Regions from separate parts of the Homo sapiens genome. Here region 2 is linked to region 1. A link is a loop called in an ENCODE intact Hi-C map of the cell type or tissue named here. Cell type or tissue: breast epithelium. All regions are shown on one strand. Each heading gives the region's core, and the rest is flanking DNA. Links, peaks and the distances in the headings are about the cores only.

The links. A loop is a pair of places that touch in the nucleus more often than their neighbours do. Peaks named below come from ENCODE experiments on the same cell type or tissue, not always from the same donor. Only the 100,000 strongest peaks of a DNase experiment are listed, where the experiment ranks them.
Region 2: it touches region 1 in a loop (3-fold over the local background); 102 of 110 quality-filtered maps call a loop at or near these places.

What each region holds. Positions count from the first base shown.
Region 1 is chr19:3,465,594-3,468,503 of GRCh38, forward strand. NFIC (nuclear factor I C) reads left to right here. Exons shown (of 11, transcript NM_001245002.2): 11 at 1-2,910. Among named protein-coding and RNA genes, the nearest start is that of SMIM24, 13 kb to the right of the region's middle. RefSeq lists enhancers at 1-99, 100-600 and a silencer at 2,178-2,472. In breast epithelium, for the core only: no CTCF peak of the experiment used is centred there; a DNase peak (open chromatin) is centred at 1,258; H3K4me3 peaks cover 453 bases; H3K27ac peaks cover 1,756 bases.
Region 2 is chr19:3,325,581-3,328,490 of GRCh38, forward strand. No RefSeq gene overlaps it. Among named protein-coding and RNA genes, the nearest start is that of NFIC, 40 kb to the right of the region's middle. In breast epithelium, for the core only: a CTCF peak has its summit at 1,570 (motif pointing right); a DNase peak (open chromatin) is centred at 1,551.

The sequences.
Region 1 (2,910 bases), core at 305-2,804:
ACCCTGCTCTTGGGTACCCAGAGGGGTCATTTCTGAATCCCTTGCCCAGAGGACAGACCTCCGGGGCCCATCTTGGCCCTGGGAAAGGGCTCTCCTCTCTGATTGGTCCCTAGGCCACGGGCCGGCCCCCAGACACCATTCACCGACCCACTGCAGGCTGTCCTCCAACCATGGGGTGGCCACTCCACCCGCAGCCAGACTCCCCGCTCCCCACTTTTCATGCAGGCTGGCATACCCCTGGCTCAGGGTCAAATGCTGTTCCACACCCACCTCAGAGGCACCCCCTCTCCCCTGCCCCGTGCATCCCCACCCTTCTTGCCAAAGGACCTCTTTTCCCCTATCCAGAGACCACCCCAGGTGGCATTCTCTCCCACCTTCTCCTTTGTCCCCCATCCCCTGTCTCTGTCTTCCAGCTGTGAATATGAAGGGTATCCTGTATGAAACAAAAACAAAACCTGATATATGCAATATCTGTCTGTCTGTCTGTACCCATGGGCCTGGCTCAGCCATTGGAGGCCCAGCCGAGGGTCCGGCAGGGCACAGGGACAGCCAGGTGGCACCGAGTCACAGGCTGTGGTCCGGTGGCTGAGCATGCTGTTGTCTTGTCCTTGATTTTATTTTCTTTTGTTCTTTTTTTTTTTCTTTTCTTTTTGTTTTTAACTCCAGCTTCCTTTGCTTTTTACTTGACCAAAGCTAAGACAATAGCCAGATGGTTAGTGGGGCAGCCAGGCAGGGAGGACCCAGGGCTGGGATTCTCCAACCTTAGGCCATTCCTGCAGCCCTCACCACCTCCAGCCCCTCCAAGCATCTCGTGTAGGGACCCACGCAGATGGTCCCATTCATTCACTATTGCCCCCAACCCCGGGATTTTGGGTGGTCTCCACAGCCACCATCATACACTCATCCCGTGTTTTCTTCCAAAAAGTCACCTCAGCAGCCTCCCCAGGCGATACAGAGGGAGAGCCCAGACCACCACAGCTGGCCACGACATTGCCCTTAAGTAATATGCATTGGCCAGAGAGCCCGGGCTGGCTGTGCACAGCATTCATGTAGCTGATTTCTAGCTTTTTTTTTTTTTCTGCCCCACTCCTGAGCAAATCTGTCTTGCCAAGGAACTAGGAGCAACCGGAGGCAAAGGGAGTGGGTGGCCCCATCACTATTGGGACCATCGCGTCCCTGCACAGCCCACACCCGGGGGCCCAGAGTCCTGGGCTGGACGCCACCCTTCTCACCCCGAGCTTGCCTCCTTGGCTCACTTGGCACCTTGGCTGAGTACAGCAGGCAAAAGCCCATACCAGGCAGCATGTTGTGGATGGTTTAGTTCTCCCCGCCTCCCTGTTTCTTGGAAAAGCTACAGGGTCCCTGTAGGGCAAAATTCCCAGGCGCCTTGCTGCAGACAGAGTAAGACAAAAACACCAGGAAGCAGGATTCCGTGCCCATCTCTGCAGTTTGGGTTCACAAAAGGGGGTGCCGTCATCCCTGGGTGGAGGAGGGAGTGTTGGTTTTTTGTTTTTGTTTTTTTAACATGTATGAAACTGACATCTTCTCAAATCTTGTTCCACCCCCCTCTGGAAGCCCCCATCACCCACCCCTGCTATGGACACCACACCTATGCCAGGCCCCCCCCCCCACCCCAGTCTCATTCTGGGGTCTGCCCATGCTGTGGGAAAGAATAGGGAGGCCTCCCAAATATATGCAAATTGTCCCCATTCCGTGGGGGCACCTGACAATGACCCGGGTGGAGATGGGGCATGGAGGAGTAGGAAGACCCAGCCCTATTTGACTGGGGAGAGGAGGATCTGGAGTCCTTCATGCCCAGGTCTGGAACCCAGGTTCTGACCCCAGGGCCCCACCCTGGGCTGGACAATCAGATCCCAAAGGAATGCCAAAGGGGACTCGGTTGGGAGAGCCGCTTAGGGGCCAGACCTGGGTCCCCCTGCAGGTCCCCAGGCAGCAGACAATTCCACCTTCCCTGCCCCAGGACCTTGAGAGACAGCAGCATTCCAGGCACAGACAGACTTGGCTGCACCCCACTGTCCCTTGCAAGACAGGTTCTGGAGCCAGGAGCAACTGTCCAGCCCTCCAGAAGAGACAGCAAGCAGCCCCCCTACCCACTCTGGCCTCCCCAATGGTACTTTGACCTCCAGTGTAGGGCTATACTATACATATATATATATATATATATATATATATATAATTTTGGAATTTGTTTCTCATAATACAGAATATATAGTGGCTACCTTGTATCTTGGTCTGGATTCTCTCTCTGAGACCCCGGATTTTACTTTCTCTTTGGAGGGCGCTGGGACATACATCTCTCAATCCAGCTTCCTCCGCATCCTCCCATCTTGCCCCATTTCTGCCACGTCAGACACTTCCTGAGAGTCTCACCTTCAAAATGACACCGCTGCCCATCCATTGCTCAATGGTACAGAGTGTGGGGTCAGTCCACCACCCTTGACCTCCCGGCAGGGCAAGGTGAGGAGGCGGACCCAAAGCAGTACCAGCAGGACTTGTTGCCAGTGATACCAAAACAGACTTTTCCCAAGCAGTGCCTCACATGTCTGCTGGTGTGGCTTTGGGATTCTCCTGCCCCACCCCCCCGTCCATGGCAGCCCCCTCCCCAAGGCTTTGCTCACACCTGAGACAGGAAGGAGGAAGGGGATCCAATAGGAATATGGGCCCCGGAGGGGAAGTCATGCACCCCCAAGCCACCACCCCCCAGCCTTCCACGCACATCTCCTGGCTGGAAGAGAGCCCTCCAAAAAGGGGACACAGGCTGCCCCGGCCCCTCAACTGCATCCACACCCCATCCTCTCATCTTGGGTCCCAGCCAGGCCCCCCCAAAACCAAAGCCCCCTCAAGTCCTGGGGTCCCAGCCTGTGCCCCCAGCTTCCTGCCCACCCAGCC
Region 2 (2,910 bases), core at 290-2,789, 140 kb before region 1:
TATCCTCAACAACAGCAAACATTATAGAAATATTTGCAATGTACTTGCAAAAGAATTTTACTGGGCAACAAATATGTAAAGAGTTCCTACAAATCAATAAGAAAAGATCAACTGAAAAAATATGCAAAGGATATGAACACATCACCACAGAAAATACCTAAAAGTAATAAAAATGGACTTTAAATCTGTGAGAAAATGGCTGGGCACAGTGCCTCACACCTGTAATCCCAGGACTTTGGGTGGCCGAGTTGGGAGGATTCCTTGAGCTCAGGAGTTTGAGACCAGCCTGGGAAACATGGTGAAACCCTGTCTCCACAAAAAATACAGAGATTAGCCAGGTATAGTGGCTCATGACTGTAGTCCCAGCTGCTCAGGAGGCTGACGCAGGAGAATCACTTAAACCCGGGAGGCGGAGGTTACAGTAAGTCGAGATCACGCTATTACACTCCAGTGTTGGGCAACAGAGAGAGACCCTGTCTCAAAAATAAATAATAAAAAATAGATAAATAAATTAATTAAAATATATGAGAAAATGTTCACCCTGATTCATAGGAAGGTAGATTCAAGTTAAAACTACAATAAGGCTAGGTGTAGTGGCTCACACCGATAATCCCAACACTTTGGAAGACTGACACAGGAAGACTGCTTGAGGCGAGGAGCTCAAGACCAGCCGGGGCAACATAGGGAGATCGTGGCTCTATAAATATGGGGTGCGGTTGCTCATGCCTGTAATCTCAGCATTTTGGGAGGCCGAGGTGGGTGGATCACCTGAGGTCAGGAGTTCGAGACCAGCCTGGTCAACATGGTGAAACCCTGTCTCTACTAAAGATACAAAAATTAGCTGGGCATAGTGGTGGGCACCTGTAATCCCAACTACTCGGGAGGCTGAGGCAGGAGAATCACTTGAACCTGGGAGGCAGAAGTTGCAGTGAGCCACGATTATGCCATTGAACTCCAGCCTGGGCAACAAGAGTGACACTCTGTCTCAAAATAAAATAAATAAATAAATATATATATGTATATGTATATGTGTGTGTGTGTGTGTGTGTGTGTGTGTGTGTGTGTGTATATTAAGACTGAGTGCTGTGGCTCACACCTGTAATCCCAGCACTTTGGGAGGCCAAGGTGGGCGGATCACCTGAGGCCAGGAATTTGAGACCGGCCTGGCCAACATGGCGAAATCCCATCTCCACTAAAAACACAAAAATTATCTGGGTGTGGTGGCAGGCGACTGTAATCCCAGCTACTCGGGAGGCTGAGGCAGGAGAATCGCTAGAACCTGGGAGGTGGAGGTTGCAGTGAGCCGGGATGGCACCACTGCACTCCACCCAGCCTGGGCAGAGCCAGGCTCCATCAAAAAAAAAGAAAAAAGAATATTCAGTGCCACCTAGTTTGTGGCGGGAAAAGACTGGAAATAAACAGAATAAGCATTGAGAGGCACTTTTCTTTTTTTTTGTAAGCGATGCATCCGTGCAATAAATCGCTGCAGCATTATTAGCCATTCTGATGGGCAGCCCTCTGAAATTTAAGTGATGAACGGCCGCGATGCTTGTGGTTGTCACTAGAGGGAAGCACATGACCATGAAAGCTTCTTCTATGACCGTCTCAAATTATTGAAGGGTTTATCCTGTGATTTTCATTCTTCGGTTCCTTTCTTTTCCCTTTTATTTACCCCATGCATTTCTATCCGTTTTCTTCTTTTTCTTTTTCTCTTTCTTTCTTTTCCTTCCTTCTTTCTTTTTTCTTTCTCTCTCTCTCTTTCTTTCTTTCTTTTTAAATTTTTTTATTTTTTGAGACGGAGTCTCACTCTGTCTCCCAGGCTGGAGTGCAATGGTGCAATCTTGGCTCATTGCAACCCCCACCTCCTGGGTTCAAACGATTCTCCTGCCTCAGCCTCTGGAGTAGGTGGGATTACAGGTGCCTGCCACCACGCCCGGCTAATTTTTTTTGTTTGTTTTTGTTTTTTTTTTTAGACGGAGTCTCCCTCTGTCGCCCAGGCTGGAGTGCAGTGGCACGATCTCGGCTCACTGCAAGCTCCGCCTCCTGGGTTCACGCCATTCTCCTGCCTCAGCCTCCCGAGTAGCTGGGACCACAGGCGCCCGCCACCACGCCCAGCTAATTTTTTGTATATTTAGTAGAGACGGGGTTTCACCGTGTTAGCCAGGATGGTCTCGATCTCCTGACCTCGTGATCCGCATGCCTCGGCCTCCCAAAGTGCTGGGATTACAGGTGTGAGCCACCGCGCCCGGCCTAGATACAGGATTTTGCCATGTTGTCCAGGCTGGTCTCAAACTCCTGACCTCAAGTGATCCCCCAGCCTCAGCCTCCCAAAGTGCTGGCATTACAGGTATGAGCTACCGTGCCCATATTAACTGTTTTTTGTTTTTTGTTTTTTGTTTTTAAGATGGAGTCTGGCTCTGTCACCCAGGCTGGAGTATGGTGGTGCAATCTCGGCTCACTGAAACTTCCGTCTCCCAGGTTCAAGCAATTCTTGTGCCTCAGCCTCCCAAGTAGCTGGGACTACATGCGCACACCACCATGCCTGGCTAATTTTTATATTTTTTAGTACAGATGGGGTTTCACCATGTTTCCCAGGCTGTTCTCGAACTCCTGACCTCAAGTGATCCACCCGCCTTGGCTTCCCAAAGTGCTGGGATTACAGGTGTGAGCCACCACACCCGGCCCTGTATTAACTTTTGATAGATATTCAACCTACAAATAGGAAAGTATATCTAGTATAAAGGTACAGCTCAAAAATTGTCCCAAACCAAACACATTTATGATTTGTGTAATCAGGTCCCTGAACTCATCAAGAAAAATAATATTTCTGCTTCCCCCACCACCCACAAAGTCACCCTGATCCTCCCCCTTGGTCTCTAACTTTCCCATGGTTAAGCACTGGCCCGATTT